Regions from separate parts of the Homo sapiens genome. Here region 1 is linked to region 2. Evidence: chromatin loops called from intact Hi-C (ENCODE). Cell type or tissue: heart left ventricle. All regions are shown on one strand. Each heading gives the region's core, and the rest is flanking DNA. Links, peaks and the distances in the headings are about the cores only.

Region 1 (16,596 bases), core at 2,751-10,750, 67 kb before region 2:
CTAGAGGCACACAAGCACCCCAGGGATGCACGGTGGCTGGGTTCACTGGCCTTATGCATGGAAAGTGCAGGCTCATTAAGTTCTATAATGTTCCATAGGTCCAAGCAATTCTCCGGAGGCACAACATTCTTCCCACTTTGCAAGAGAATGCCAAACTCCTGAGGAGAAGCAGGAGGACTGCCAGCTCTGGAGTCAGATAAGGAACTGGCAGTACAGCAGAAGCCAGGAATTTTGTAGTCAGGGGCACCATCAGAGCTTTTATTAGGCACCCTCTGTGGACTTATTCAACACTTGGGGAAGGAAGTCTGTGCAAAGTCCTGGAGTTCCCAAGTGAGCTAGCTGGAGCTTGGAGGCAGCAAGATTCTGGTAATTATGTTAATGTAAATTTATTGTCCCCATAAGATGGTAAGGTTGAAGGATGTGTGTGATACCTTTTGTGCCCTGTATCAGATTCTCTTTGCCCCACCTTTCACTTATTCCAAAAACCACTGTAGCGACTGGTTTTGCACAGACTCCAATCAACCTCACATAAGTGTAACCCAAAGAACCATTCCTTAAACAAGCCTCTTGCCTCCCACTCCAGGGCTTCCCTGTTGAGTCTGGGGAGAGGGGTTTTTAACACACTTGGGGTGGAATTTTGACCAATGGGGTTAGGAACTGATTAATAAATGTTTCCATCTTCTCCCCCCTGCAACCTCCAAATGAAATGGAAAACCATTTCAATCAGTTTCTCAAGCAGACCCAGGGTGATCAAGTACCAGTGGCCCACAGGGTGATTGACTCTATATTACACATCTGCTTTGTGTCTCCCTCCTTCTCTAGTGCCTCCTGGAATAATTGCACTTATAAGTTTGGTTCAGACTCTGCTTTTTTAGGAACCCAGGCTGAGGCAGGAATATTTAGGTCTCATGTGACTTAGAAGCAATAATACATTTGCTGTCAATATAGGACTTGTATATCTTTCAAGGCAAATAAATGGTATTATTTCCTATTTTATGTGATTTACTATATAGTATAATAATTTCATTATATGCCTCTAGCAAAGATATAATAATCCTCATCATTTCCCTAGATTCCTAATCTTGCATTTTTTTTTCCTTTTTTTTTTTTTTTTTTTTTTTGAGATGAAGTCCCCCTCTGTCGCCTAGGCTGGAGTGCAGTGGCGTGATCTTGGCTCACTGCAACCTCCGTTTCCCGGGTTCAAGCGATTCTCCTTCCTCAGCCTCTCGAGTTGCTGTGACTACAGGCGCACATCACCACACCCGGCTGATTTTTGTATTTTTTTAGTAGAGATGGGTTTTCACCATATTGGCCAGGCTGGTCTTGAACTCCTGACCTTGTGATCTGCCTGCCTTGGCCTCCCAAAGTGCTGAAATTACAGGTGTGACCCACTGCACCCGGCCGATAGTTAATTCTTTATTCTGTTTTCTGTTTCAGGTTTAAATACCAAACTCTAAAGATCATTCTGACACAGTTTGCAGGCAGAACTCAGGGAGAATATTTTATTAAGGGGAAGGAAATAAACACAGCTAATATTTTCAAAACAATCTATATGCCCAAACCCTAATTATTTAAATTTTTTTTATTTTTATAGATTCAGGGTGTACATGTGCAGGTTTGTTACATGGATAGATTGAATAATGGTGAGGTTTGGGCTTCTAGTGTGCCCATCTCCCACATAGTGAATGCTGTACCCAATAGGTAATTTTTCAGCCCTCATCTGCCTCCCAAACTCCTCCTTCTTGGAGTCTCTAGTGTCTGTTATTTCCCTTTGCATGTCCATGTGCACCCATTGCTTATCCCCCTCTTATAAGTGAGAAGATACAGTATTTGATTTCCTGTTTCTGAGTTATTTCACTTAGGATAATGGCCTCCAGCTCCATCCATGTTGCTGCAAAAGACATGATTTCATTCTTATGGCTGCATAGTATTCATATATATATATATATATATATATATATATATCTCACATTTTCTTTATTCAATCATCCATTGATGGACATTTGGGTTGATTCCATGACTTTGCTATTGTGAATAATGCTGTGATAAATATACGAGTGAAAGTGTCTTTTTGATATCCAATTTCTTTTCCATTGGATAGATACCTAGTACTAGGATTGCTAGGTCAAATGGCAGTTCTATTTTTAATTATTTGAGAAATCTCCATGCTGTTTTCCATAAAGGTTGTATTAATTTACTTCCATCAACAGTAGATAAGCATTCCCTTTTCACTGCATCCTCGCCAACATCTGTTGTTTTTTGACTTTTTAATGATAGCCATCTGACTGGTATGAGATGCTATCTCATTGTGGTTTTAATTTGTATTTCTCTGATTAGTGATGTTGAGCATTTTTTCATGTTTGTTAGCTGCTTGTACATCTTTTGAGAAATGTCTATTCACATCCTTTATCCACTTTTTAATGAAGTTATTTTTTTCTTGTTGAACTGCTTGCATTACTTATAGATTATGAATATCAGTCCTTTGTTGGACATAGAGTTTGCAAACATCTTCTCCCATTCTGTAGGTTGTCTGTTTACTCTGTTGGTTGTTTCTTTTGCTGTGTAGAAGCTTTTTGGTTTAATTAAGCCCTATTTGTCATTTTTGTTTTTGTTGTATTTGCTTTTGAGGTCTTAATCATAAATTCTTTGCCTAGACCCATGTCAAGAAAAGTTGTGCCTAGGTTTTCTTCTAGAATTTTTATAGTTTCAGGTCTTATATTTAAGCCTTTAATCCATCTTGAGTTAATTTTTGCGTATGTTAAGAGACAGGGGTCCAGTTTCATTCTTCTGCATATGGCTATCCAATTCTCCCAGCACCATTATTGAATAGGGAGTCCTTTCCCCATTATATATTTTTGCTGACTTTGTTGAAGTTCAGTTAGTTTTAAGTATGTAGCTTTATTTCTCGGTTCTTTATTCTGTTCTATTGATCTATATGTCTATTTTTGTACGTACCATGTTGTTTTGGTTACTATAGCCTTGTAGTATAATTTGAAGTCAAGTGATGTGATGCCTCCAGCCTTGTTCTTTTGGCTTAGGATTGCTTTAGCTATTTGGGCTCTTTTTTTGGTTCTATATGAATTTTAGAATTGTTTTCTCTAACTCTTTGGAAAAAGACATCAGCAATTTGATAGGAATTCCATTGAATCTGTAGATTGCTTTGAGCAGTATGTAAAACACTAATTCTTAATTTCAAAACACAAATTATTGGAGAATGAAGGGTTGAGGATAAGAAGAAATCCCTATTTTGGACACTTTTACTCTTCTGTCAAAAACATGTCAGCATGGTTTAACTTTTCTACCTATGGTAGCTATTTTAATTTATTGAACGTAAAAGTAAAATTGCCTTCCCTCTTTATTGTGCATGGAGCATTTCACAATAAATGCATTCACATGAATGCCTCAAACATACCCTAATGACAGTGGGCATCTTATATCATCAAGCTTTACCCTTCTCTGCCAGCCCAAGACCTCTCCAGGTATGAATCATTTTAAATTCCAGGAAATGAAGCTTCTTCTTCAAAGACAAGGCCTTTAAAAGCTATTAAGAATAATTCTCAGGATTTTTGACATCATGAGAGCAGACTCTTAACCTTTGTAGCTCTGGGGATCGTTTCCCTGAGGATAGTGGAGGCTGACCATCTAGTCCTTTGGCCTTGAACCACTGTGTTTTGATGACTTCACTATGATCATCCTATTATACAAGTACCACTTTGATATTATTTCAACATAATAATCAACAAATTTACTGAGCAAATGATTTTGTTTAATCCAAGTTACATGAAAACTGTGTGTGTGTGTGTGTGTGTGTGTGTGTGTGTGTGTGTGTGTGTGTGTGTATGTGTGAGACAGAGTCTCATCCCGTCACCCAGACTGGAGTGCAGTGGCCCAATCTTGGCTCGTTGCAACCTGTGCCTCTGGGTTCAAGCAATTCTCCTGCCTCGGCCTCCTGAGTAGCTGGGATTACAGGCGCATACCACCATGCCCAGCTAATTTTTTGTTTAGTTTTGTTTTTTCAGTAGAGACAGGTTTCACCATGTTGCCTAGGCTGGTCTCGAACTTGTGACCTCAAGTGATCCACCCACCTTGGCCTCCCAAAGTGCTGAGGTTACAGGCATGAGCCACCACACCTGGCCACATGAAAACATTTGAAGTCACCTTGTATGCCTCCACAATTGTCTCTAATAGTAACCCAAGACCCATACAGTTGTGCTAGGGTAGGAAACCTCAACTCATTTGATTTTTCCCAACAAAGGGAAATGGCTGAAATAAATATGCTACTCAAATAATCAAAGGACAGACAGATATAGTGGTTTGCACCTGTAATACTTTGGCAAGTTGAGGCAGGTGGATCGCTTGAGCCCAGGAGTTCAAGACCAGCCTGGGCAACATGGTGAAACCCTGTCTCTACAAAAAATACAAAAATTAAGAGGGCATGGGGGCATGTGCCTGTGGTCTCAGCTACTCGGGAGGCTGAGGTGGGAGGATCACCTGAGCCTGGGAGGTTGAGGCTGCAGTGAGCCATGATTGCACCACTGCACTCCAGCCTGGTTGACAGAGTGAGACCCTGTCTCAATAATAATAATCATCATCATCATTGTCATCAAAGGAATATGCAATAATATATTTCTCAGCCTTCAAGTGCGACTATATTCTGGCTAATAAAATACAAGCATTATCAACATGTCAATTTTTCCTAAGTTCATTTATAAATATGATTCCCATAAAATTCTATCCATTTGGTTTTTTTCCTGGAGCTAGACAAGTTGATTATAAAATTGCTTGTTCTTCTAGAATAGGTCATTAAAGAAGCCTTTATCCCCTTCCTCCTTCCTGCTGTTAGAAAATGAGATGTCTGGCACTCCAGCAGCCATCTTGGGTCATGAGAGGCCTTGCGGATGAATGCCACATGCTAGGATAGTGGACCAGAAAGATAGAAAGAGCTTAAGCCACTGATGATGTCAGAACCACTGTACCAGCCTTGAATGCCTACCTTCAGCCTTCTTTTACCAGAGGGGGTGAAAAAGACTCTTTAAAAACACATCAAGCTACTCTTTTTTTATTAACTGAGGCTGAACCTAGTCCTATGTGATACAGCATATACTATTGGTCAAATAACCAGATGGTATCATCTATGATTCAAAAATGAGAGCATCATTTCTAATGTCTGTAAATAACTTCGAAATGCATCCAAACAATAATAGGCTGGGCATGGTGGCTCAAGCCTGTAATCCCAGCACTTTGGAAGGCCAAGGGAGGAGAACTGCTTGAGCCCAGGAGTTCAAGACAAGCCTTGACATCATAGTGAGAACCCATATCTTCAAAACTAAATGTAAAAATTAGCTGGGCATTGGTGACATGCACCTGTGGTCCCAGCTACTCAGGAAGCTGAGGTGGAAGGATTGCTTGAACCCAAGATGTTGAGGCTTCAGTGAGCCGTGATTGCGCCACTGCACTCCAACCTGGGTGGCACAGTGAGACTGACTCAAAAAAGAAAAGGGAAGGGAAGAGAAGGGAGGGGCCCAATCAATAATAATAATATAATAGATATAGATTGATAAATGGATAGAGGTAAATAGATATGTTATAAAGTAAATATAGCAAAACACTAATCGTAGGATATAGACGGTAGGTGCATGGGTATTGACTACATAATTTCTTCAACTTTTCATAATAAAAGGCTGAAAATCCCATTGACAAGCCATCGGTACTATTTATTAAGTTTTCTAAAAATATCCCTAGTAATAAGGAATTTTGAAGCTTCTTTTCTCTCACAAAAAAAGAGCCATTTCTCTTCCTGTTCTATAAACACTATTGTGAGCTTCAAGTCTTGAAAATTAGAACTGGAAGTACTGCCAATGGGACAAACTGGGTGCAAGTAAAAATGTTAAAGGCTGTATAAACAGAAATCCATCTGGAAAGATGTTTTCTTCATCAGCACAGTAAAAGCTAGAATAGAATTTCCTGATATAGATGTACCGATTGACTCTGCAAATCCCACTGGGTATGAGAGAGGCATCTTACTCTTTAATTTAAAAGTAACTTTCACCAGAAAATGAGGCTAGGAATATTCAAACCTCAACTAAACTGAGCTCAGCACTAAGAATATCATTTTCTTTCTCTTTTGAGATTCGCTTCTCACTTTTTGTCAATACAAGGACACTTCTAAGGAGATATCCTTTCAGTTTGGTCTCATGATCCACTTGAAGCATTTCTACTGAGAAAGTAACAACTGTGGTGTTGGATCTTTTCCCATAGGTTTGTATTCTAAGCAAAAAAAAAAAAACAAAAAAAAAAATTGGAAAGGACCAATGAATAATTACTGGCAAGAATGCTAAAGTTGCAGAAGCCTTGGCTGCAAACTGCCAATATAGAAGAAAAAGTATTTTCCTATTCTTAGAGATGCAGTAAGAATGTGAATTAGGGCTCCCTAAAACAATGCCAAAACTGATTTGGACTATCGTATTTACCAAAAGAACCTATCAGTTGGTACTAAAATGCCTTCAGAAAATGGTGCAAATTTAATTCTTGAGAATTCAACTCTGATGTCATCCAATAGTGTTCATTTATTATGTTTAATGAAGGGCTGCAGGAGCACACAGTAAGCTAAATGAGAACATAGATTCACATTATCACCCTGTGGCATCACTTGCTTATAACCTGCTGAGAGGTTCTTCTTCTGGATCAACATTTTCCAAATTTAATCTCATCTCAGAAAGAATGCTCTTACAAAGCTAAAGGAAACATCCTCAGCTGCATTTAAATTATTTAAATATGTTTTAAAAGAATGAAAAAATACAATTAACATATGTATTTAATTTGGTGGAATATCACCCACTGTATATAGAGTTCTATAACATAGCCTTCTGGGAGAGAAATAAGGAATGAAGACCAGACATTATATATATTATTGGTATAAGGCAAAATGTCAAACACTTTGCTTGTATCATCACCCTCACTAAACTCTACAAGACAGAAATTGTTATTATCACCATTTTATAGATGAAGAAACAAAGACTTAGCAATGTTTGCCCAAGGGGTCACCCTGCTAGTAAATGGTGGGGCCAACATTAGGACCCAAAGTCTGTCTGATGGCAGATCTTTTTTTTTTTTCAAGACACGGTCTCACTAGGTCACCAAGGCTGGAGTGCAGTGGTGCAATCATAGCTGACTGAAGCCTTGAACTCCTGGGCTCAATTGATTCTCCCGCCTCAGCCTCCTGAGTAACTGGGACTATAGGTACATGCCACCATGCCTGGCTAATTTTGTTTTTTTTTTTGTAAAAACGAGGTATTACTACTTTGCCCAGGCTGTTCTCCAACTCCTGGGCTCAAGTGATCCTCCCACCTCTGCCTTCTGAGTAGCTGAAGATCCTGATCTTTTAAACACCACTGATACTGCTATGATCTTTGAAAGCCAAGTACCACACAGAACACTCAGCAATGAGACAGCCAGAGAAAGAGAGAAAGAGGAAGAATAAAAGGAAGGAAGGGAGGAGAGAAAGATTGGTCTAATATACAAGTTGGGGATATTTTAGAAGTATTTCGAGGTTATAGATATAAAGTACTTAACATCAAATCTGGATGATTTATCTGTGTCTTACTTTTTTCATCCTTCATTTCTTCAGTGTTTTATTTCTTCCAGTAAATTAAAAAAGAGGGACAGTACTTATATCTTAATCAATTGTAAAATTGATTCATTGTAAGCACTCTTCTTCCCCCCATGCTTTCTGCATCTCTTTTTCCCAAATAATTATTGAACACCTGCTGTGTGCCAGACCCTGTCATTTATATTCTTCCTCTACCGTAGAATAAGTCCACTCAATTCACTTTTAACAATTAAGAGGAAAAATATTTTAACTTATTGACATAGAATAAGACAATGAGGCACTAAGGAAAAAGGCAACAAATGAGCTGTCTGAATATTAAGAATGCTGGCCGGGCGCAGTGGCTCATGCCTGTAATCCCAGCACTTTGGGAGGCTGAGGTGGGCGGATCACTTGAGGTCAGGCATTCAAGACCAGCTTGGCCAACATGGTGAAACCCCATCTCTACTAAACATACAAAAATTAGCTGGGTATAGTGGCACATGCCTGTAGTCCCAGCTACTCAGGAGGCTGAAGCAAGAGAATCACTTGAACTTGGGCAGTAGACATTGGACATTGCAGTGAGCCAAGATCGTGCCACTGCACTCCAGCCTGGGCAACAGAGCGAGACTCCATCTCAGTAAATAAATAAGTACATACATAAAATAATAAAAAGAATGCTAACCTTAAGGCATCAGATGAAGCCTCATGTTAATGAAATAGACTAGACATCCAGCTTGAGTGACAACTCCACTTTCCCAGATCTTCACCATGAGAGGTGTGCAACCAGCACCACCACCACTACCACTACCAAAGAAGTTGATGGAAGTTGATGCCACTTGAGAAGGGCTTTTTATAGGGAAGAGAGCAGAAAAGAATGTGGGCAGCAACTACCATCCCAGTGAAGGTCAATCAGGAAAATGGAGAATACCCCATTTTCACTTTGTTTATGGCGTGCTGGCTCAGTGAGTTATCAGAAGAGCCAAAACTCTATCGTGGTCACCACAGTATCCATAGCATTTGGCATTCTACCTGCACTGTAGTAGCTACTTAATAAAAATTTGGTTGAATAGATAAATGAATTAATGACTAAGCCAGAAAATGACAAAGAGGCAGTGACCATATATTGTCTCTGCTACATGATGCAAAAGGAATAGCCATTTACCCAGAAAATGTTTAAGCATCTATATCCAAATTTTGTGCATTCAGAAATCTCTGACATCCTCACGGTTCTAGTATGAATCTCCATCTCATAGTAACCTCAACAGAAACCACAGTGCTCTATCAATCTAATAGAAGACGCAATCATAGAAAAGAGACCTAGACAGGCAGCATAGGGAATTACTCACTTCCTTACTCTTAAACCTGTTTGGTTTCATGGAAATGCAGTCACCCTCAAGATTTGTCACACCCATAGTGAAATCTTCCTCTTAGAAAGAACACCTTGTTGGTTTCAGTCCAATGACCCACAGACCACTTGCCTTCCAAGCATCCTGAATCATGAAATGATGGTGAAATGTGGGGAAATCTTGTTTAGTTCAAGTCATAAGACCCCAAAACCCTAACCAACAGTCACTGATATTTCTTCTCAACTATAATGGAAAAGGCAAATATTCAGGTCAATTCTCCTCATTGAGTCACCTGTTTCTCTTTCCACTTCACCTCAAGAGAGTTTTGTGTAATAGAGTTATGGTAGTTCAGTATAAAAAATAAATAGAACATGTCAAAATGACAATATATCTTGGGCATCATTTTCATTCAAGCCTTTTGCATTCCCCAACATTTATTTGCTCCCTGTCCTAACAACAACCCTCAGAAGGCATTGAGAGCAACTGCCCTGGTGCCTTTCTGTCCACAAGTGGAGAGAAGCCAAGACATGGTCCACAGGGGTGCAAAGCCCACTGTGAGCCAGGGAGAGCATCTGGAAGCCACAGAGTAGAGGCACCTGGCGTGGAATTTGGGGGCTCTGAGAAAAGCAACTGCACAGGCAGAGCTAACGTGGGTTACCATCGCCCCTCAGTATCACAGGGGGACTGCTTCCAGAACCTCCTTGGATACCAAAATTCAGAACCTCCTTGGATACCAAGTCCCTGAGAGAAAATGGTTCAGTGTTTGCCTGTAACCTACACACTGCTGCTGTATGCTTTAAATCATCTCTAGATTATGTGTTAAGCCTAATACTGTGTAAATGCTATGTAAATAGTTGTTCTATTGTATTGTTTTTATTTGTATGATTTTTATTGTTGTATTTTTATTTTTTATGATTTTTCCAAATATGTTCTACCCACTGTTGGTTAAACCTGTTGATGCAAAGCCCACGGATATGGAGGATCAACTGTATAAAGAATTTGGGTCTTGATGTGGTGACAATAGAATATAATAGCAGCAAATAATAATATGAAGAAACCAGTATATGGTAGTCCCCTCTTAACCATGGGGGATATATTCCAAGATCACCAGTGGATGCCTGAAACCTCAGATAGTACCAAACCCTGTGTATTTTATATATTTTTTTCCTATACATACATACATATCTATAATAAAATTTAATTTAAAAATTAGGCACACTAAGAGGTTAACAACAATAGTTAATCATGAAATAGAACAAGTTTAATAATATACTGTAATAGAAGTTAGATGAGTGTGGTCTCTCTTTCTCTCTCTCTCTTACTCTCTCTCAAAGCATCTTATTGTACTGTACTTACCTGCCTTCTTTTTATGATGACGTGAGATGATAAAATGCCTACATGATGAGATGAAGTGAGGTGAATGAAGGAGGCACAGTGGCATAGCATTAGGCAACGACTGACCTTCACACAGTACATCAAAGGGAGGCTCATCTGCTTCGGGTGATCCTGGAGCATCAAGCCATGATGATGTTAATGGTTGGATGTCAGGAGCAGATGATGCCAGTGACTAATGGGCAGGAAGTGTATATAGCGTGGATACACTGGAAAAGGGGGTGCACATCCCAAGTGGGATGGGGAAGGTTGACAAGAAATTTCATCACATTCCTCAGAACAGCACACATTGTAAAATTTAGGAATTGTTTATTTCCAGAATTGTCCATTTAATATGTTCAGACTGTGGTGGACTGCCAGTAACCGAAACCATGGAAAATGAAACCACCAATAAGAGGGGACTACTGTAGATGAATAGGAGAGAGAGAGGGAGCAAAGAGTCAAACTAAATAAACCGTCAGGGAATCCAAACTTAGCTGACCAGGGCCTTAGCTAGAGCTGTAGCCACAGAAAAGTCAAGGAAGGGCCAGATAGAAGACTTACTAGACTGTGTCCTCAGAGCCTCACATGCTCCTGGAACCACAATTCACAACACATTTCTGTTGAAAATGGAATAAGGCCGAGCATGGTGGCTCACGCCTGTAATACCAGCACACTGGGAAGCTGAGGCGGGCGGATAACCTGAGGTCAGGAGTTCGAGACTAGCCTGGCCAAAATGAAACCCCGTCTCTACTAAAAAATACAAAAATTAGCCAGACGTGGTGGCAGGTGTCTATAATCCTAGCTACTTGGGAGACTGAGGCATGAGAATGGCTTGAATCTGGGAGATGGAGGTTGCAGTGAGCCGAGATTGTGCCGTTGCACTCCAGCCTGGGTGACAGACTGAGACTCTGTCTCAAAAAAAAGAAAAAGAAAAATGGAATAAAAACGATGAAAAGAATAAGAAGAAGAGGAAGAAGGAGGAAGAGGAGGAAGGCAAAGGAAGAAGGGGGAGAGAGAGGAACGGAGAAGTAGGAAGAACAAGAAGAACAAGAACAAGAAGAACAGGAGGAAGTTAGGTAGCTGAGAGGATGGATCTGAGTATTTACCCCAAAGGAAGAAAAAAGGAGGAGCGTCCGTGGCAAACTGGAGAAACAGCATCTGGCCATGGGATTGGAGTGATGTGGGAACTCCAAGTGGAACTGCCTTGTAGGAAGTCATCAGTATGGAGGCACAGCCCCAGACCAAACCAGGACTGGAGGTGGAATGTGGAGGTGGAAGCTAATGGCAGGCATGTAAATGCAATTAGCAGAAGAGAAAAGCTGAGGACAGGGAGCAAAGCCTGAGGTGCAGTAGGAAAGGCAACTAGTAAAGGGGACTGAGAAGAAAAAGTAAAAGAAAAGGGAGAGAGAAGACCAACCAAGAAAATGCAGTTTCATGACTTTGGTGGAGAAAGTTTCAAGGAAATGATTGGTATGAGAAGGACTCAGGCCTGAGATTCAGGGAAGCCAGACCTGACCATGGGTTCTGCCACAAGCTAGGCTTGTGAGCTGGAGCAAGTGTCTGAACGTCTTTGGCCACCATGTCATAATCTGAAAGTGACCTCCGAAGTCTATCTCTAGCTCTCAGAATCCTTGAGATTCTAAGGGCTAAAGATTTTGGAGATCAAGAAAGACAGGAGAGGGAAAAGAGTGTGATAACTACAGTAATCTCAAAGAGAAAATGCCACCATCAAGAGCAGAAACTAGCAGGCAAGGATTGAGAAGAAAAGGGTAGATAGGTCTTCAATACTTTACAAATAAACACAAGTGCCCAAAAAAGCAGCAAGATCAAAAGGAGGTGATCTTTTTAATCTTTAACTTTACTTTTTTTATTTTTATGGGTGTATATATAGTTGTACATATTTATGGGGTACATGTGATATTTTTATACAAGTGTACAATTTTTTTTTTTTGAGACAGAGTCTCGCTCTGTCGCCCAGGCTGGAGTGCAGTGGCCTAATCTTGGCTCACTGCAAGCTCCGCCTCCCAGGTTCATGCCATTCTCCTGCCTCAGCCTCCCTATTAGCTGGGACTACAGGCGCCCGCCACCACGCCTGGCTAATTTTTTTTTGTATTTTTAGTAGAGACGGGATTTCACCATGTTAGCCAGGATGGTCTCGATCTCCTGACCTCGTGATCCGCCCGCCTCGGCCTCCCAAAGTGCTGGGATTACAGGCGTAAGCCACTGAGCCCAGCCAAAGTGTACAATGTTTAATGATCAAATCTAGTTTAATGATCAAATCTAGTTTAATGATCAAACCCATCACCTCAAACATTTATCAGTTCTTGGTGTATCATTCCAAATTTTCTCTCCTAGCTCTTTTGAAATATACAATAAGTTATTGTTAACTATAGTTGTCCTATTGTGCTGCTGAACACTGGATATTATTCCTACTATTTAACTGTATTTTTGTATCCATGAGCTAATCCCTTTATTCTCCCATCCCCAGTACACTTTCCAGCCTCTGGTAACTATCACTCTACTCTCTACTTCCATGAGATCAATTTTTTTAACTCCCACATATGAGTGAGAACATACATTTGTCTTTCTCCGCCTGGCTTATTTCACTTAACATAATGTCCTCCAGTTCCATCCATGTTGTTACAAATGACAGTATTTCATTCTTTTTATGACTGAATAATATGCCATTGTGTAAATGTACTACATTTTCTTTAATCATTCATCTATTGATGGACACTTAGGTTGCTTCCATATCTTGGCTATTATGAATAGTGCTGCAATAAACATAGGAGTGCAGATCTCTCTTTGATATATCGACTTCCTTTTGTTTGGATATATACCCAGCAGTGAGATTGCTGGATCATATGGTAGTTCTACTTTTAATTTTTTGAAGAACTCACATCCTGTTTTCCATAGTGGCTGTGCTAATTTATATCCCCACCAACAGTGTGCAAATGTTGCCCTTTCTCTGCGTCCTTGCCAGCATCCATTTGTTGCCATTGTTTTTTTGTTTTTTGTTTTGTTTTTTTTCTTTTTTTGTCCTTTTTTTTTTTTGAGACAGAGTCTTGCTCTGTCGCCCAGGCTGGAGTGCAGTGGCTTGCATCTCAGCTCACTGCAAGCTCCACTTCCCAGGTTCATGCCATTCTCCTGCCTCAGTCTCCCGAGTAGCTGGGACTGCAGGCAACCGCCACCACGCCCGGCAAATTTTTTTTTTTTTTTTTTTGTATTTTTAGTAGAGACGGGTTTTCACCATGTTAGCCAGGATGGTCTCCATCTCCTGACCTCATGATCCGCCTGCCTCGGCCTCCCAAAGTGCTAGGATTACAGGCGTGAGCCACTGCGCCTGGCCTTCTTTTTTTGTCCTTTTTATAAAAACCATTTTAGCTTGGGTGAGGAGGTTTTGTTTTGGTGAAGGGAGAGACTCGAGCTTGTTGAGGCTAAGGAGAGGAAGAAATTAAAGATTAAAATTAGAGGCTAGGCACTGTGGATCATGCCTGTAATCCCAACATTTTGGGAGGCTGAGACAAGAGGATCACTTGAGTCCAGGAGTTCAAGACTAGCCTTGGCAACATGGTGAAACCCCATCTCTACTAAAAGTATATATTTTTTAATTACCTGGGAGTAGCAGCACAAGCCTATAGTCCCAACTATTAGGAGGCTGAGGTGGGAGAATCACCTGGGCCTGGGAAGTCAAGGATTCAGTGAGCTGTGATTACACCACTTCACTCCAGCCTGGGCTACAGAGTGAGACCCTGTCTCAAAAGAAAAAAAAAATGAAAAAAAAAAGAAAGGTGAAAATTAGAGACAATTTAGAGGAGTAAGAATGGGGTTCAAAGTATCAGTAGATGAAAATGAAAGAACATCTTTTTATCTGAGGTGCTAACAAGAGGATTATCAGAAAAGTCAAAAGAACTATACTATATAAAGTACTATGAAGGAAAAATGAAAGAATAGAGACTATTCACCTAGAAAGGAGTCTCTTTACAGACTATGTTTAGTCTGAAGAAGAAGCAAGATTTTCTATTAGTTATCTATTGCAGCATTACAAATTATCCAAAACTTAATTATTTGAAACAACAAATGTTTACTATTTCACACAATTGCTATGAGGCAGCTTAGCTCGCTAGTTCTGGCTCAAGATCTCTCATGAGATTGAGTCATAGTGCCAGCCTGGGCTGAAATCTCCTGAAGGTTTGACTGTGGCTGGAAAGTTCACTTCCAAGGTGGCTGCCTCACATGGCTATTGGCTGGTGGCCTCAGTTCCTTCTTACATGTATATTTTCTCATGCCATGGCAGCTGGCTTCCCACAGAGCAAGTAAGCCAAGATAGTAACCAAAATGGAAGCTGCAACATCTTCCATGACGCAGTCTCCGAAGTGACACACTATCACTTCCACCACAGTCTATTCATTAGAAAGGACTCACCAAATGACACACTGTCACTTCTGCCACAGTCTATTCATTAGAAAGGACACACTGAGTCCAGCTCATTCTCAAGGGAAAGGGAACTAGACTCCACCTCTTGCAGGGAGAAGCATAACATAATTTGTGAATATATTATAAAGCCACTCCAATCTTCAAAGACAGTATGAATTAGGAGGATTGGCAGTAGGTGTGGAATATCCATTTTGGGGATATCCTGGGGGTCATTGAGACAAGATGAAAAGGTTCCCAGGAAAGGTTATCTATTGCCATAACAGCACCAACAACTAGTGACCTTTCTCAAAGAGCAAAAATGATGATATAGATTTATACCAGTCAGCCCAGAAGTTTACAAAGGGGAGAAAACTAATTTTGTCAGACACAGTTAAAGCTTAAAAAGAACCTGTTAAAGATAGTAAAAGAGAGAAGATTAATACCACCACAGACCCAGCAGACATATCTGACCTCTTTGAAGGCAGCATGGAAACGCTGATGCATTCATGACATCTGGCAGATGGCTGTGCTCACTGTGGCTGTCACTGAACTCTAACTTGAATCTCCATGCAACTGGGTAGGAAAGTTGCTGTGCTATTAACCTGAGTGCTTTCAGCAACACTGAATTAATGATTCCCTGAAAGCAATTTAAAGCAAGAATCATATTGTTGGTGGTGGTAGTTTTCATTTTAGTACTCCAGTGGTAGCACAATGCCTGAGGGGGAAAATGCATAGAGATTACAGAAATATCTATCTGATGGAAAGATGGATGCGTGGATAAATGGATACAAAAAAACTAGCCTAGCATATGTTATTCCCCTTTATGCACTTTGAATGCTTAGATTTTAATAGGACAGAAGGTTTTGAACTCACTTCTTCTTAACCTTGGAAATACTGGTAGTTTGCAAAGGATCATATAGCATAAAATGTAGTAGCCAAATATGCATTTCAAAAGAGGCGACCATTAGCAAATTTATTAATAAGAGTGCTATTATGCTGAATAATTAACAAAATAATTTGTTAGATTTTTAAGGTACATTTTAAAATCAAATTATGTGTTCATCTTTATGTTCTTCTGCCTGTCACTACTATTTAATAATGGGTTTAATAGATACACTTGAACCTAACACATTTTTTAAAAAAGAGTGATCCAGAATCAATTAATATACTTTCTTAATCTAATTAGTCATAATCAAGGCTTCACTGTAGCTGAAACCTATGTTTTAAAACTCATGCTTGGCCAGGCATGGTGGCTCACGCCTGTAATCCCAGCACTTTGGGAGGCCAAGGCAGGCAGATCACTTGAGCTCAGGAGTTCAAGACCAGCCTGGCCAACATGGTGAAACCCATTTCTACTAAAAAATGCAAAAAAATTAGCAAGCTGTTTTGACGCACACCTGTAATCCCAGCTACTCAGGAGGCTGAGGCAGGAGAATCGCTTGAACCCAGGAGACGTGCAATGAGCCGAGATCGCGCCATTGCACTCCAGCCTGTGCAACAAGAGTGAAACTCCATCTCAAAAAAAATAAAATAAAATAAAATAAAACCCATGCTTGTCAAAAATAAAAGAAAAACAAGCAAGTCGGCTTAAAAAATAAGTTAAATTCTTCCCAGTTACAGATAGCCCAGGTGTGCATTTTAACATGTAAGAGATATTACTTATCCTGCCTCCTAACAAACGTAATAAAACTATATAATCAAAAGCATATGCTTAATTTCGTTGAGTATCTGTAATACATAAATTGGATATTGCACTAGAAATAAACAGCTCATGAATCTATTTATTGAATAAAGATAATAAAATAGCTGGTGAACAGCTACATTTGCAGAAAGTTGTCCAGATCCATTTTCAGCATGGCTATAACTTCTCTG
Region 2 (16,596 bases), core at 2,839-10,838:
CAAAATAGGCCTAATCCACAAGGTTTTTTTTCTTTCCCCATTAAATAAGGGGATATGAACCTCTTTCTTATGTGAAGAATATAAACTTCTCCAATTTTCAAATTTTGCCTATGAACTATATAGCTATAGACTCTATTGTATTGCCTTTTCTTCCTGTCTAAAATCTGCAAGTTCATAATTCAAATACACCATTTAAAAAAGAGCCTTAGTATGGCAATGACACCTGGAAGTGATTAGATATCACTTTAACACTTGAGACAAATTCAAATCAATGCCGCTGATATGCTTCTTAAAATTTTGCCTTTTAGATAACTTCTAAAAACCAGGAAGTGACCACATGAAAGCTTATGTGCATTTCTTCTGTTTCTTTTTGTGGGGAGTGCAGAGGTGAGGGGTAGTTATACTTTTGGATGTTTGGCTAATTCCAACTAAGTGCTCATATTTTGCTTATATTTACCTTTTGTCTAATCCATCCTCTCAACTCTGGGATGACCTGGTCTAAGGATGTTAAACACTGCAAGATAGCTGAATTTCATACTTGCTGAGGCAGTGTTGGCCAAATCTTTTTTCTTCTTAAAAAGAAAAAAGAAGTGACCATAAATTTCCATCAGAGGTTTTAAAAAAGTACCTCCTTGTTGCTGCAAGTGACCTCACAAAACTATGCTACTCTGCTGATGTCACTTCCCTGATTCAAAAGTCTTCAATATTTTGCTTACTGAATTACACAGAAACTCTTCAGCCTGCACTCGATACACCAGGTAATCACGGTACAGTACCTGCATCTCAGTGAGTTGTTATAAGAAGTAAATGAACTAATACACATAAAGCACATAACACAATGCCTGGGAGCTGGAGACACACAAGATTGTTCCTTGTAAGCATTCCCTGAACCTCTTGAAGTCCTCAGAAAAAGTGTATTTTCAGTAAACATTTGTTGAATAAATACATTGAATGATTTAAGGAGAAAAATTAATTCTTTGATATCTATGAACAAATAGAAGTTCTCCCTTAACATGCTAGTATAACTTTTTGAGGACATTTACATGGTGTGTTAAGCGATAGAATGCCCACGCATAGAGTTTTAAAACCAAACAACCCAATGTTGAAAATTTAACAGGAAGATTTCATAAAGGGAAGGCCCATTTATTCAGATGAATCAAAGATGGATCTCAGATGTAATCATATTTTATTTGTACAGGGTCATTCACCCTAGAATCAAAGCACTCACCATATATCTCATTAACCCTTACGACACCCCCAGGGGCAGGTAGATGGTAAAGATGATCCTCTTGGAAAGCCTGAGGCCCAGGACAGTGAAGGGACTTGTCAGAGGCCACGTCAAGTGAGTGAGTAATGGAGCAAGAAACAGAGCTAAATTCATCCTTGGTGTACTGTTATATTTTACCATGAGGTTGCCAAACATCTCAATTACTTTTTTTTTTTTTTCCAGGAGTCTTGCGCTGTCACCAGGCTGGAGTGCAGTGGTGTGATCTCAGCTCACTGCAACTTCCACTTCCTGGGTTCAAGTGATTCTCCTGCCTTAGCCTCCCAAGTAGCTGGGATTACAGGCACCTGCCACCACCCCTGACTAATTTTTGTATTTTTAGTAGAGACGGGGTTTCACCATGTTTTCCAGGATGGTCTCTATCTCCTGACCTCGTGATCCACCCCCCTCGGCCTCCCAATCTCAATTACTTTTTATTCCAAAATTCATTTTTTCTTCTTTTTTTTTCTTTCTTTTCTTTTCTTTCTTTTTTTTTTTTTTTTTTTTTTGAGACGGAATCTCACTCTGTCACCCAGGCTGGAGTGCAGTGGCGCGATCTCGGCTCACTGCAAGCTCCATCTCTCGGGTTCACGCCATTCTCCTGCCTCAGCCTCCCGATTAGCTGGGACCAAAGGCGCCCACCGCCACGCCCAGCTAATTTTTTGTATTTTTAGTAGAGACGGGGTTTCACCGTATTAGCCAGGATAGTCTTGATCTCCTGACCTCGTGATCCGCCCACCTCGGCCTCCCAAAGTGCTGGGATTACAGGCGTGAGTCACCGCGCCCGGCCTAAAATTCATTTTAAAGTAAACCTTCTTAAAAAACATCAACTCAGAGTACAAGATTCAATAACTAACATTTAAAAAAACATAAATCAGTTGGGTCTTATGTTTGTTAGTTTTATTTTAATGACTCCATGATGCCATTTATGTCTGGGGAAGAAAACCTGAGCAAATATTGGTTCAGAAACAAACTTCTCCGTAAGGCAAATGTAGGCAAGTAATATGAACTCTAATTTGCAACTGAAAACATAGGAGCTGAGTTTTGAGTTTCCAAACGTAACTGCAGAAGTTGAGTTTCTTTTTCTCTCTGTCTTTTTCTTTTTTGCTTTCTTTCTCTCTCTCTCTCCTTCTTTCCTTCTTTCTTTTTTTTTTTCATGATTCTACCTGGCTGTGATGGGTAAACGAACTCTTTTTAATTGACTCATCAGAATAGAGATTACCAGAATTTTCAGGTATTTTAACCTCCAGATTTTACCAGAAACCCACAGAATGAGTTGTTATGCTTTCGGTATCCCGTGACTGAAAATAAAACCCATCACAACAAAATGACCAAAAACTGCTATGAATTCGGTGACTGTGCAATGAAATTGTCAATTATCCTCTCTGCCTTCCTGCGTTGAAAGAGTTTCAAGAAGTTGTGGTGAGTGGATGTATTCCCAGACGGATGCGGGCGGTCCCCGGGCAGGGACCCCGAATCCGGGGTCGCAGGGTGGTAGAGCCGGAAGATTGGATTCCATCTCCGCAAGGATTGAGAAAAACGGACTCACCGACTGAACTATTCCATCTCCAAGTTGTTTTTATTTTCCACTTTAAGCATAAGAACGATGAGAACCAGGAGCCAGGCGGCCCCGCGTAGCGGTGGGAGCGCAGGTACCCGAGAGTACCCTCTGGGGGCCGGCCCGGCGCGCTCGCTCCTCCTCGCCTTTCCGGGAACCGTGCGCAGGAGCTCACACGGCACGCCTGCGGCCAGGGGCAATCGGGTTCTCGGTTCCCGGAGTCCCAGTTCCCGGTTTCCAGTTTCCTTATCGACGCGATTGTTCCGTCGGGGTCTTCCAAGGGGATCCGAATGGTGGCCAAGTCCCGCTGGGGAAATCCGCAGGGGTGCGGCCTGCGGGGCCTTTGGGGGCGCACCTACGCCACGGGCTCTGCCATTCCTATCCGGAAAATTCAAGCTGTTTGGGCACCAGGAGGGACTCTGAGACAGAGGGCGTCGGAGAAGGCGCGTCTCTGCTTGTCCTCTTGGGCTGACTGAGGGTCTCACGCTAGGCCAGCGCTGGCTTCGGGACAGCTCCACTACGGCGAGGGCCACACGGGTGGCCGCGGAAGGGATGAAAGGATTTGGAAGGACACCAGCCTTTTCGGACTTTGCAGGATCCAGGCCTGCTGCGCCCGATGCTGCCTGAGACCCACCTTCCCAAGGAAGACTGAAACTCAGGCCCTGGACCCAGGCTGTCTGGATTCTGTCCTTAGCTCAACCATTTGTCAGCTGCCGCGCGACCCTGAGCGAGTTACTTAACCTCACTGGTCTTCACTTCATTTGCAAAGTGGGGATCATCATAACGTCTACCTCAGAGGGCTGTTGTGAGAATATGAGATGATGCATTTAAAGTGTTCTGGCACGGGGGTTGCTCAATGAATGTCAGGGGCTGCTTGGTAGAATTCAATAAGCTCGGTGAGAGGAGTCGTGCAACTAACAAGAATTTCACAGTGATGTTTTGCCAGGCCCTGCCCTTCGAACTATGGAGAAAGCAGAGGCATGGCCTGGTGAGGTGGCTCACGCCTGTAATCCCAGCACTTTGGGAGGCCGAGGTGGGAGGATCACCTGAGGTCCGGAGTTCAAGACAAGCCTGACCAACATGGAGAAACCCTGTCTCTACTAAAAATACTAAAGTAGCCTGGCGTGGTGTGCATGCCTGTAATCCCAGCTACTAGGGAGGCTGAGGCAGGAGAATAGCTTGAACCCAGGAGGCAGAGGTTGTGGTGAGCCGAGATGGCACCATGGCACTCCAGCCTGGGCAACAAGAAACTCCATCTCAAAAAAAAGAAAGCAGAGGCATAACAGAGAGAAACTGCCATCCTCATGGAGCTTGCATGGGTGTGGACTCGGTGGGCGGGAGTGAGAATGCGCAGTGTGGGGCAGTTGCGATTTTAAACAAGGTGGACAGTGAGCAAAGCCAGGTGACAGGGAGCCAGGGGAGAAGGTGGTCTGTCTAGCCAGAGGGAAGAGCACGAGGGAGCTCCAGTTTCCCTCACTAAATCCTGTCACACACAAACATGTTATCAAGTGAGTCCTCCCTAGGGAGATATACCTAAGGAGACAGGCAGGGTAGCTGGAAGGAAGCCCAGTTCTAGCACCACCGCCAGCCTGTATTGGTTTAAGCCAAGTGCTGCTTTCTCCAACCCCCAGGACCCTGCAGCCCCATCCTTGTACATCTTCAGAAGAATTTCCCTGGAAAAAGACATGAGGAATATGTGTGGGGGTGGGGGAAAGGGGTGTGGAGAAGAAAAAGCCATGTGAAGACACAGCAAGACAGTGGCTAATCTGCAAGGCAAGGAGAGGGGCCTCAGAAGAAACCAAACCTGCTGACAGCTTGATCTTGGACTTCCAGCCTCCAGAACCCTGAGAAAATAATTTTCTGTTGTTTCAGCCAAAAAGAAAAAAAAATTTCCAATAGAGTCATAAAGGGGGATAATTCACATTCTCTCAAGGAATCTAACTTCCACTTCCCCCTTTCCATGGAAGATGATGAGAAATGTAGGTCATGCTGCTGACACAAACTAAGCAAAAAGTGGTTTTTCAGAGAACCAACTTTTTTTAAGCTTTTGAGAGTAACAGTGACCACACAATTCTGAGACACCATACAAATAATATCAGTAACAAAGAGACATTTTGAGCTGGATGCTACATTTTTTTTTTTTTGAGACAGAGTCTCACTCTGTTGCCCAGGCTGGAGTGCAGTGGTGTGATCTTGGCTCACTGCAACCTCTGCCTCCAGGGTTCCAGCAATTCTCCTGCCTCATCCTCTCAAGTAGCTGGGATTACAGGTGTTTTTTTTTTTTTTACCATGCCTGGCAAATTTTTTGTATTTTTAGTAGAGATGGGGTTTCACCGTGTTGGCCAGGCTGGTCTCAAACTCCAGACCTCAAGTGATCTGCCCACCTCAGCCTCCCAAAATGCTGGGATTACAGATGTGAGCCCCAGCACCTGGCCTGCTATGTTTCTAATTACATTGTGCAGCTACAAGTAGACAGGAGAAATGGCTTCTAAAAGATAGGAAGGTAAAGTACAAACCATATATACACAGAAGTCTGGCCTGCATATACTATCAATATCACATACCAGTAAAAACAACTGCCACTTATTGTGTTATGTACTTAGTGTTTTATGTGTATTTACTTATTGATAACCCTATAAGGTAGAATCTATCATCATTTTACAGATGAGAGAATTGAGCTTTAGAGCAGTTAAATCACTTGTCCAAGGTCATAGAGCTAGTAAATACTGGAGCCACTCCCTTTCCCCATTTTATTAAAATAAATATTTATTGAGTGCTTTCCATGTGCCAGGCACTGTTTGAGACATTGGAGATACAGCTACTTAAAAGAAAATCCCTGCCCTCATATATATTACTTACATTCTTGTGGAGAGACAGAAGCAGTAAGAGGGGGATAATGTAAATGTAGTATATGGGAAGTTAAATACCATGGAGAAAAACAAAGCAGGGAAAGGGGAAAAGGAGGGGATCAGGTGGCAATGTTAAATAGGCGGTCAGGGAAAGCTGCACTCAGGAGGTGACATTGGAGCAAAAAGTTGAAACAAACTATGCCTATCTGGGTAACAGTGCTCCAGGCAGAGGGGGGACAGCAAGTGCAAAGGCCCTAAGGCAGGAAAAACAGGAGGGTCAGTGTAGCCAGACAGGAGTGGGCATGGGCAAGGAGAAAGCAGAAAAGGTCAGACATGCAGTAGTCACTCAGGAGGTAGAAGAGTTAGGCTTTTACTCTCTGAGTGAAGTGGGGAATCGCTGAGGGATTCTGAGCTCCTTTATGTATCACAATCACTCTGGCCGCTGTGCTAAGAATGAATGCACTGTAAAGGGGGACAAGACAGAAGCATGGATACCAGTCAAGAAGCTGTCCTGGCAACCTAGGTGAGGGAGGATGATGGTGTGGGCCCACGCAGTAGGAGAAGAAGTCGTAAGCAATGGTCAGATTCTGGATATACACAGAAGGTAGAGGCACAGCATTCACCAACAGGCTCCATTTGGAGTATGATCAAGGAGCCAAGGGCTGCTCCAAGGTTTTTGGCTTGAGCACCTCCTGAAAAAAATGGTGTTGCTCTTAATCTAAAGGGGGAACACTGAAGATGGGGCAGATATAGGGGCTAAGCGTCTAACAAATTAAATTTGAGGCTGGGTTTGGTGGCTCACGCCTGTAATCCCAACACTTTGGGAGGCTGAGACGGGCAGATCACTTGAGGTCAGGAGTTTGAGACTAGCCTGGCCAACATGGAGAAACCCCATCTCTACTAAAAAATACAAAAAAGTAGCCAGGTGTGGTGGTGGGTGCCTGTAATCCCAGCTACTCAGGAGGCTGAGGCAGGAGAATTGCTTGAACCTGTGAAGTGGAGGTTGCAGTGAGCCTAGATTGTGCCACTGCACTCAAGCCAGGTGGCAGAGTGAGACTCCATCTCAAATAAATAAATAAATAAATAAATAAATAAATAAATAAATAAATTTGAGGTTCTTTTAGACATTTAAGTGGAGATAAATATCAAGTAGGCAGTTGAATAAATGAAACAAGGTTGGAGTTTAGGGAAGAAGTACAGGCTGAATTTTTTTTTTTTTAATTCGGGGATGGTCAGGCTGTAGGAGCTGGTGACTGCAAGAGAAAACATAAGCGGTGAGGGTAGATACTTAAAAAAAGAAAAAAAAAAGAGGTCTGAGAGCCTGCCCAGGTATGCTCCTACTTTTCCCACTTTACAAAGACTGAAGAGCGAAAGAGAAGCGCACCCAGACACACCCAGGTTCACGGTTGCTTCCTCTGTTGGATCTCTGCCCACTCTCCTGGACAGAGTTAAGCCTTTTCACTGGAGGCAGCTGGGAGGAAGCTAAGTTTGGCAGTGGACAGCCACAGGCTCCAGCCCCATGGTCCAAGGCACTTGATCTCTCTGGGTGTCCATATTCCCCTCTGTCAAAGGGGATGCTAACACTCCCTTAGGGAGTAGTAATCTTGGATCAGTGAGAGAAAAGAGCCCATAAAACTCGCTCTTTTGCTGGTTCCTCCTACTCAGGACTTTCCCCAGCACTTCACCTAGGTCCACACACTGTCCTATCTACATAGACGCTTCACATCTCCAGTGCCATGCCGGTACAAAACGGGGGCTCAGAGAAAGAATTAATGGATCCAAAGATGGTAGTGGCATCGCCGGCCAGGAGTGAACGCTGTCAATTCATCTTGCCCTTAAGGGAGGGAAACCCTCCTACCGAATATAGTGCGAGCCTCAATGGTGGGTCTGTCCTGGGGCCTGGGCAGGGCGCCGGGTCTCCGGACTCAGGCAAGCACCTTCTCCTAACCGCAAGCGAAGCGAGGAGGAGCGACCAGAGCGCTTCCTCTCCCGCCGGAGCTGAGTCCTCTGGGCCGCAGTCCTTCCTGGACGAGCTCTGAGGCCGAAGATGCGTTGCGTGACTATGCTGCTGCCTGGACGCGGGGTCTCTAGTCCGGAGGCACGGAAGGACCTGCCTGCCTGACTCTAGTCTGCAAGTCTCGGGCACACGCGCGGCTTCTGCCCACCCGCGTAAATGCCCTGGGGAAAGGCGCCCTTTCTTTTATGATGTTTTTTAAGAGACGAATTCCCTTTTTCCCTCTACAGCAATCCCTCAGATTTCTGGGGGAAAATGGGGCCCCGTTTTCCAGTACACAGGCCACCCCAGGAAGACCGCGTCGGGCGCTGTGTGATCTGGAGAGTGCATTCTGCGGACCGAGGTCCTGCTTTTGCTCGCCCCGGACGCGGCTACATGGGGTCAGCTCAGAAGGACGTTGCATTTGGACACTGTTGCCAGAGCCTGCGGATGACATCCCGAGGGCAGTTGCTGGGGAGATCATAGATTATTGCAGAAATTCATTAAAACGACTTTTCAATGCATTCCAGCAACCCTGGCCTAGCAAGAACCCACGTCTGGCAACAATGGAGGAATTAACCTGGATGTTATGGGGAGTGGATCTTAACAATTTGAGGGTCATTAATCTCTTTAAAATTGGGTACAAACTATGGAAAGTAGCCCCCCGAAAGCACACTTTGGGATACATGTTCTGCGTTCTAGTAATACCTTCCACTACACACACACACACACACACACACCACACACAGTCATACACACACACACACAGACACACACACACACACACACACACACACACACACACCCTTCCCCTATCACACCTGGAGCCCTGGATAAGAACTGGCATACAAGTTTTGTGATCTCAGCAGGGAAAAAAAATCAAGTCAATCTCACAGAGCTTGTTTGGATTGTTGTTTCTTCTCAGTAACAAGTGGACAACAGTTAATCAAGGGATCAAGTGAGTTTGGTGGATATGAAAGGACACAGACCTCCTGGGAAAGGAAAGATGCAATTAGAATGAAATCATCCCCTTGGGTTGTCCTGGCCTCTCCAAACCACCAACAAAAATGTAATTAGGGCAAAAATGTTTTGGAAGGAAGTTAGCAAACAGGGAAGGTTTCCTTAGACGTAATGATGACAGTTTTGTATTTTGTTATTCTATTAACCAAGAAATTTCTATGTTATATGCCAAGAACTTTTGATGGCCTCAGAGAAGCAGTACATACTCTGGATGTTTTGTTTTCTTTTGTTTTGTTTATGTGGGGTGGGGGGACAGTAATGATATACCTAGTGCACCAGGGACAGCAGCTATCCACTATCTAACCGGCCTGCTGCTGGTGTTTTTGTGTAACAGTGGAGAATAACATATCTGTCTTATTTTATTTCACCAGATGGAGAAAATGCAACAATATTTGGGGAAAAAACATTTCCTGTCTTTTTGTTCTTAACATAAAAAAGCACTTTATGACTATTTTTTTTTTCAGCATATTTTCTCCTCTGGGGAACTTCTTAAAACCTTAAAACATATATTTGCCAGGAGTCTTTGAATTCTCATGATAGTCCTATCTCTTTCTACAACCAAGACTTGCTGGACTTGCTCCATTAGGGAAACTTGTGTTTTACAAGCTGTAGACAATAACTGAATAGCTAAACTTTTTTTTTTTTTTGAGGGAAAATTTTAAACTTAAAACACTTAGCATTTATGGGCCATTGATTTTTTTTTTATTACCCATTTAACCATGTCTTTTCTTTGACGCTCATCCAGAGGGACTCTCATCATCCATGGCTAGATCAGAGAAACCAAAAGGAAAGGTCTTCATCATCTCTAATCTCCATCTCTCACCTCCCTCCAAAGCAGTTTACAATAAAGAGACTCACTCCCACATCCTGATCCTGCTCTTCTTTGATCTTCGCCATCATTTTCTTATTAAAAACAACTGCTCTGTTGCCACCACCAGTTTCAAGTCTGAGTAACTATTTTCATGCTTAAATTTTTAATTTTGAAAATCAGGTCATATATTAGAGTTATTATGGTAGCAAATACAATATTCCCACTTGAAAAACAGGGGAAATCTGTAGAGAACAACCTATTAATTTTCCACCAGCTAGAAAGCACTAAAATGCTACTTTCTGAATATGGGTCTCTGGTTTTCCAGCCTGGCTTCTTCCTGTCTCAGTCACACCACCTTTCATGGTTTCCTGGGCTATTTCTTCCATTGAGCACTAATTAAAAGTGAGCAAACATTAAATTTCATTCCCATCAGCATAATAAAAAAAATACATTCTGTAACAAGTTACCAAACTCCAGCCAATGATGCAATATACCACCAAATTCCAGTGGAACAAAATAATTTGAATAAGCCCTCAGATTTCATAGTTTTGGAATGTCTTACCTACTAAAACAGATGCATTGCATTCTCTCTTTGCAAATAAATAGGACAAATAACTTATCAAATAAAAATTTAAAAACAGTGGTTAAAAAGTTTATGCTTTATAAACACATAAAGATTGTAATCAGATTTGGAAAAATGGCACTAACATTAGCCAAATTTGAAAAAAATGAATAGAGCAAAGATAGAACAAGATTCTTTACAAGTTTATATAATACCTACTACCTTATACAAGTTCATAGGGGATTCTTTCATTCACAACTATAACTTCACTTTCTGAATTTCAGTATTCTAGGACCAATGGCACATTCCACTTGGAATTATCTTCCTCCAGGACAGATGCTGTCAACCATATGGCCTTCTCAGGCTGAATTTGGCGCTACTGTTATAATGGTATACAGCTCAGCAGCCCTTTGTACTTCCCCCATCAGAGCAATGACTGCACTTTACTGCCCTTGCTTATACAGTTCTGGATCTTCCCTGTTATGGTATAAATTCCACTAGGGAAGGGAATAGATCTGTTTTGCTCAGCAATGTATTCGATGTACATGGCATACAGTAGGTATTTATTAAATGTTTCATGAATTAATGAATAGACCTAGGAGAAATGATAAGTGGGGTTTTTTTTAAGCACAAAGAAGCCAAGGGCAAGAAACAACCAGAGATAAATTCCTTCCATCTCGTTTATTCAATCTAGTGAGGAAGTCTCATTAGTGAATAGTGCAGGGTAGCAACTGGCCAGACAGCTGAGTTTGAAACCCAGCTCCGTTATTTACCAGCTGTGTGACTTGGGATAAGTTACTTAACCTCTCTGAACTTCATTTCCTCTTCTGTAAAATAGGTACAACAGAGCTCCCTTGTAGGGTTGTTTTAAGAATTAATAAACATATACGCCTGATATTTGGAGGTACTCTACAAACAAACATTACCATTCATTCACTAAGCTTTTGAGGGCTTGCTATAGGCACTGGGGATACAAAAATAAACCAAAATCCTCCCTCAAGATGTAAGATTCTTAAGTAATATGGCAACTACAATAACAGAGATAATCACAAGGAGCTATGGGAGCAGAAACTCAGCTGCAGAGAGGGATGCAATACAAAGAAAAGCAGCACGTCTTTAAAGACCATAGGGCTGAACAACACAACTTGTAGGGGAGAGTGTGACCACCACAAGCAGTTGGCTTCCCATTAAATACAAAGTCTCCAACTTAATACAATGGCTAATGAGGGCCTGTCCAAAGGCACACTCCCCTGTTGTCTCTCTGCCCTCATCTCTTGTCATTCTCCCTGCTCTCTTTTTGCCTCTCCTGGGTATGCTAAGCACGCTCCTACCTCAGGGATATGCACGGGCTGTCCCCTCGGTGTAGATATTTTTCCTCTGTTTCTTCACATAGCTCACTGCCTCATCTTTTGCATCTTTGCTCAAAAGTCACCTTTTCAATAAAGCCAACCCTGACCAACCTATCTAGAATTACCCTCCCTCGTCCTATCAATTGTGCTTACTTATGTTTATTGTTTACTGATGTGATCCTTCCCATAACATAAGCTCCACAAGGGCAAAGATCTTAGCTTTTTTTTCCCTGAGACATCCCAAGTGGCTAGGACAGTAGCTAGCACACAGTGGTGTAGAATGAATGAATGAAGTGTGGCTAGAATGTGAAGTCAGGGCAGGAAGGAGAGAAAGGCAAAGCCAGAGAGAGGTACAGAGCCTTAGAATGGTGGTAAAGAGCTTAGATTTTTATCTGGTAAGTAATAGGAAGCCTATAAAGGTGAGTGGCATGTCCAGATCTGCTTTTCAGATAAGTCACTCAACAAAGGACTGGAAGGAAATGATAATGGCAGAGGCTTACAGTGAAGAGGCTGCTGCAGCAAGGGAGCCAGGGAGCAAGACAAGGAAGGCCTAGACTGGAGCAGCAGGAATTAGAAAGGAAGGGAAGGGGCATATCTGAGGCACAATTAGGAGTTTAAATCAGGCAGGACTTGATAACTGACTTAAAGTGGAGGGCAGAAAAAGAGAAGATTCGAGCATGGCTTCCAGGTTTGTAGTATGGATGACTGGGAGGTTGAACTAAGTAAGATCTAGAATGTCCAAAGGGAGAATGGTAGGAGAGGTGATGAGTTTAGCTCCATATATATCCAAGCGGTTTCTTTGTCATTTGTGAAAGAGGGAATTTGGAGCACAGAAGAGAAGTTTAGACCAGAGATATTCTTTCTAGGTGACCTAGTGATAATTATATTAATTTTAAAGGGAAAACAACTTTCATTTCAACCATCCAAATTGGCTTCCAAAAGCAGGAATTAAAAAACAGCTATATTTTAAAATTAACATTTTACATATCTATTCTATGTCATTTTTTTCCAGATAGCAAAACAAAAATGATCTTTTTGGTTATTTAATTAATTCTTATTCTGGACTGCACTTTTTGGTAGATTTTCAGCTAACTTCCCAGAGAAAATAATAATCTCTTCCCCCAAAAGAGTTACCATGTTTGCTTGTGAAATAGCTAGTGGGATAAGACCATACCCTTTCATTTTGTAAAAGTATAAGGGAGAAGTTAAGGAAATTCAAAGGCCATATTATATATTCAAAACAAATTTGAGGAAATACTTTCAAAATGATGTGTAATTAGTTAGTGGAAGTTACTATCACGACCAAAGATTGAAGCAAATTGCTTTATAAGCTTTCCCTTCTCCCTAATCAAACCTGTATATAAAAATAAAGCATGGAAGAATGGACAATACTATATTGTCACTTAAAACTACACACAGGAGGAAGCATAACTTGTTTAACTTTAACAATAATAATTTATCGAGCATTTACTTTGTACCAGTCATTGTGCTAGGCAACTGTCAACACTTTACCTGGTTTCTTCTTACCCTCTGAAGTGTACAAATAACAAATAAACAACAACAACAAAAAAAAAAAACAAAAAATCCCAGAAGTCTTAAAGTTTGAGCAACTTGCTAAAAGTTTTCAGGTGTTGGAGAAATCTTTTTAGAGAGGAGAAAACAAACCATTTTTTTTCCTTTCAAAGATCCAATTATTTATTGCAACTTGCCCTGACTTGTTACAGATGGACACTTGAAGGTCACCGTAGGCAAAAGAGCCTGACTGGTTCACAGGTTGCTGCTGTGCTTCAGAACCTAGTAAGTCAGGCACTGGAAAATGTGCAACATGTAAAATAACACTGTTATATAAATGTAAGAACAAATGAATGGGCCAAGCTCATGTTAGTGATCTGGAATGGTTTCTTTCTATAGGTGAACTTATTTAGGACTATGGAAGAATGTTTTAGTCAGTGACCAGCCGCGATAATGACTGATAAGGGCGGTTAGTGATAAGCGATAAGGACAGGTACAGACATAGGACCGCTGGCTGGGCTCATCCAGAGCTGGCGCGCAGCCCTCTCCCTGCACTCGTACTGAACTGAGTCCAGTCCAGTCCCCCACAGGTTAGAGGTGAGACGGAAGCCATCGTGAGTTTGTTTTTTCAGCGAGTGCCGTTTCCTAGGTTGGATGACAAGCCAGCTTTGGTGGCCCTTCGCTCTCGCTACCCTAATAAACTACCTGGAGCAAGTCCTTCTTCAGAAACAAATCACCACGTCAGCGCTCGGAGGGTGAAGCCCCTACTACTTTCTACTTTTGGTTGTGATGCTGGAGGCCCTTACAATTTCGCAGAACGTTTTGTGGACGCGCGAGCTCAGTGTTGCCCTTGCAATGGGGAAAACACCTGCTTTCCGGGTCCTCGTCCTCCCGGGAGCGCGGACCCTGAACAGCCCCCGTCCGACCTCCCCGGCTCATCACCCCCTTCCAGAAACGCATGGAGCTCTTTTTCTTTGGACTGCCTCTTTTTTGTACTGGCCATCTCAAAATCAAACAAAACAAAAAACAAAAGAAAACAAAACAATATCACTCAGGTGTGAAGCCCCAGTGCAGAAAGTGAAAGTGGGACTAATCCCGGCTGCTGCAGCACCGCCGAGTGAGCGCCAGGGAGGGGCGGGGCTCCAGGGCACGGCGCCCGGTCACGTGACGCGCGTCCGCCCAATCCCAGCGGGCCCTCGCCGCGCGCAGAGCTGGGCCTGGGTAGCTCTTCTCTCTCAATGAAAGCTATATTTTGGGCTGTTACCACCTAAACGCCATGTGGAAACAATGCACCTCCCTCCACTTCAGGTCCCCCTTGCCTGTAAACCTCGAGAGCTGGACGTCCCTTAGCCTGGGAGTTCCTGGACACTGTGCACAATCACTCGTCAACCGCTACCTACTAGGTAGGCGGGAAAGAGCTTTGCTTTCTAGGCGTGTGTCTCCAGATGGGCCCAGGAAAGATAGGGCCTCAGTTCTCTCTGGTTTGTTTGCTGGGGAGGGAGTTAGAGCTGTAAGCCTCCTTCCTCCAAAAGGATGGTTGGAGGGAGTCCGAAACCTTTGGGTCCCAAGACATGACCTAAGGAGTCCCGCTGTCGCCACTCTTCCCGGTTTGGTAGAGGGGGCCCGTGAGTGGCATTTAGCTCTCGCAAAACTGGGCAGATAGACGCACATGTCGACCCTCCTTTTACAATATTTCAAAATAATTCTGCATTGTTTCTCTACTGGAATCGTTAATTATGCATAACTCAGTATCTTAATTTAAAGGAACTGAAGTCCTAACTTTGGGTTAGGTTCTCTTACAAAGACTTCAGGGATGTTTAGCTGGCATCTCGGGTTTGATCCCCAAAATCCACCACGAAACAAAAGCTAGCTTTCCTAAACTCAGTAACAATAGGAGAACTGGTTTAAGCCACCTCTGGGTAGGCAACCCCCACCCCTAAAGCCCTCCTTACTCCAACCTGCCCCTAGGTATGTTTGTGTAATCAGAGACTGATTGTAGCTGCTTTGACGTTTCTCCTCGGGAAAGCTTAGTTTGCATTCATTGAAGTTGCTTGCTTTCTAGGTTCATCTAGGCCAGCAGGGAAGGTGCCACTTGGAAGATTGCTGGGTTTCCTGCTTCGAAGTCTTCAGGAGCGGGCTGAGCTGCGCTGGTGTGCCGCTTAGGACTGCAATGAGGAGGGTGACGTTAGAAGGTCTTTAAAACGTTACGTTTACTATTTTAGGAAACAGATTTTCAAAGAATCAAGGGTAGGGGACAAAATACATTTGGGCTAGGATTTTAGTGAAGAGGGATCACGCCCAGAATGAGGGATAGTAAAAGAGTGGTGGTATGGGGCTCTGATATCGCTTAATCTGTAATCTCCGGCAGTGTTGATAGCTCTCCTCTGGCATTAATTCTTCAGTCTTTTAAAACGGAGTAGAAAGGGACGTTGGATTGATCATTACGGTTTGTTTGGAGAATAGAATTTCGTGTCACCAACTTGGAAGGGTAAATGAATTGCAGAGTCGGATACAGCTAATTTGGGGGAATGTAAGCTGGATGTCTTTTCCTAATTTATGAAACGTGAACGGGGGTAAGGTATTTATTTGTACGCTAGTTGAAGTGGGGCAGGAGCACTGATTCCTGGACAGTCACTCAAAAGCTGCGCCCAAAGTTTTAAAAAGCGCGGGGACGGTGGAGAGGGAGGCGAAGAGCCCGCGCTGCTGGGCTGGGCTCGGGTGCCGCGCTGGGGACGCCGCATCTACTGAGCGGTCGCCGAAGACGCCGGGAGGCGAGGGGCGAGGTAAGACGCCGCCTAAAGAGGCCCGGGCTCTCCCCCGGGGTCGTTGTTGGAAAAGCAAATTCCACGGTGAACTCTACCAAGCTCAGCGCGTACACAGCTAGCGGCTCTGGATTGGACTGCATTCGCCTAAATTGCGTAATTAAAAAAAAAAAATACACCACTGCCACCCTACAGCGACGCTTCCGCTGGAAGACGAGCGGGGACGCGTGACAGCGCGGGGATAGCTTTTCTATTACGTTTCTTGTTCTCCGAGCTCGAGCCCCCTTTTAAAAAGTCGCTCACCAAAAACGGGGTGGGGGATGGAGGTGGGGACGAGAAGTTTCCGAATGCTGAGTTCATTTGGACGAGGTGAGGAGAACTAGGGTCCTAACAGCAGGTCCAGAGGACTCTCGAGATAGGTTTAGAGCCCGTCCTTTTGTCTGGAGTGTCGCGGGACTCCAGAAGTGGGTTGTGCAAGACAAACTTCCAGATAAATCTTTGCCCGGATCCTCCTGCGGTCAAAGCATCAGTCCTGCCCGTAACTTCCTAACGACATCTTCTTGGAGCAGATTCCGCGGCGGGGATGGCTGGGTGTGCAAACCGAAAACAGTTTGTCAGCCCTCCAGTCCCGCCGCGTCGGGAATGCGAGCCCGGCCACGCGGTCCGACCGGGTCCGGGGACGGCGCGCTTGTCGCGGGAGCCTCCCGGCTTGCGGAGGGCTTGAGTTTTTTGGCGGAGACAGAGGAAAGCCTCTGGTCGAGAGGATTAGAGCGCGCGTTTTCTCCGCCGAGCACGCTGCCCGACGCCGTCGCAGCCGCGCACTTCCCGGTTTTGAAAGCCAGAGAGATGAGTCAAGCGCAAAAGCTCCGGAGTGACAATGCGAGCTTTTGGCCAGCCTCATCCTCCTCCCCATTCC

Evidence for each region. Peaks named below come from ENCODE experiments on the same cell type or tissue, not always from the same donor. Only the 100,000 strongest peaks of a DNase experiment are listed, where the experiment ranks them.
Region 1: it touches region 2 in a loop (3-fold over the local background); 4 of 110 quality-filtered maps call a loop at or near these places.

What each region holds. Positions count from the first base shown.
Region 1 is chr6:105,911,307-105,927,902 of GRCh38, forward strand. No RefSeq gene overlaps it. Among named protein-coding and RNA genes, the nearest start is that of PRDM1, 170 kb to the right of the region's middle. In heart left ventricle, for the core only: no CTCF peak of the experiment used is centred there; no DNase peak of the experiment used is centred there; H3K4me3 peaks cover 192 bases; H3K27ac peaks cover 1,193 bases.
Region 2 is chr6:105,978,530-105,995,125 of GRCh38, forward strand. It overlaps a transcript of PRDM1 not described here. Among named protein-coding and RNA genes, the nearest start is that of PRDM1, 100 kb to the right of the region's middle. RefSeq lists a silencer at 13,977-14,186 and enhancers at 14,717-15,251, 16,321-16,596. In heart left ventricle, for the core only: no CTCF peak of the experiment used is centred there; DNase peaks (open chromatin) are centred at 3,002 and 7,652; H3K4me3 peaks cover 980 bases; H3K27me3 peaks cover 7,742 bases.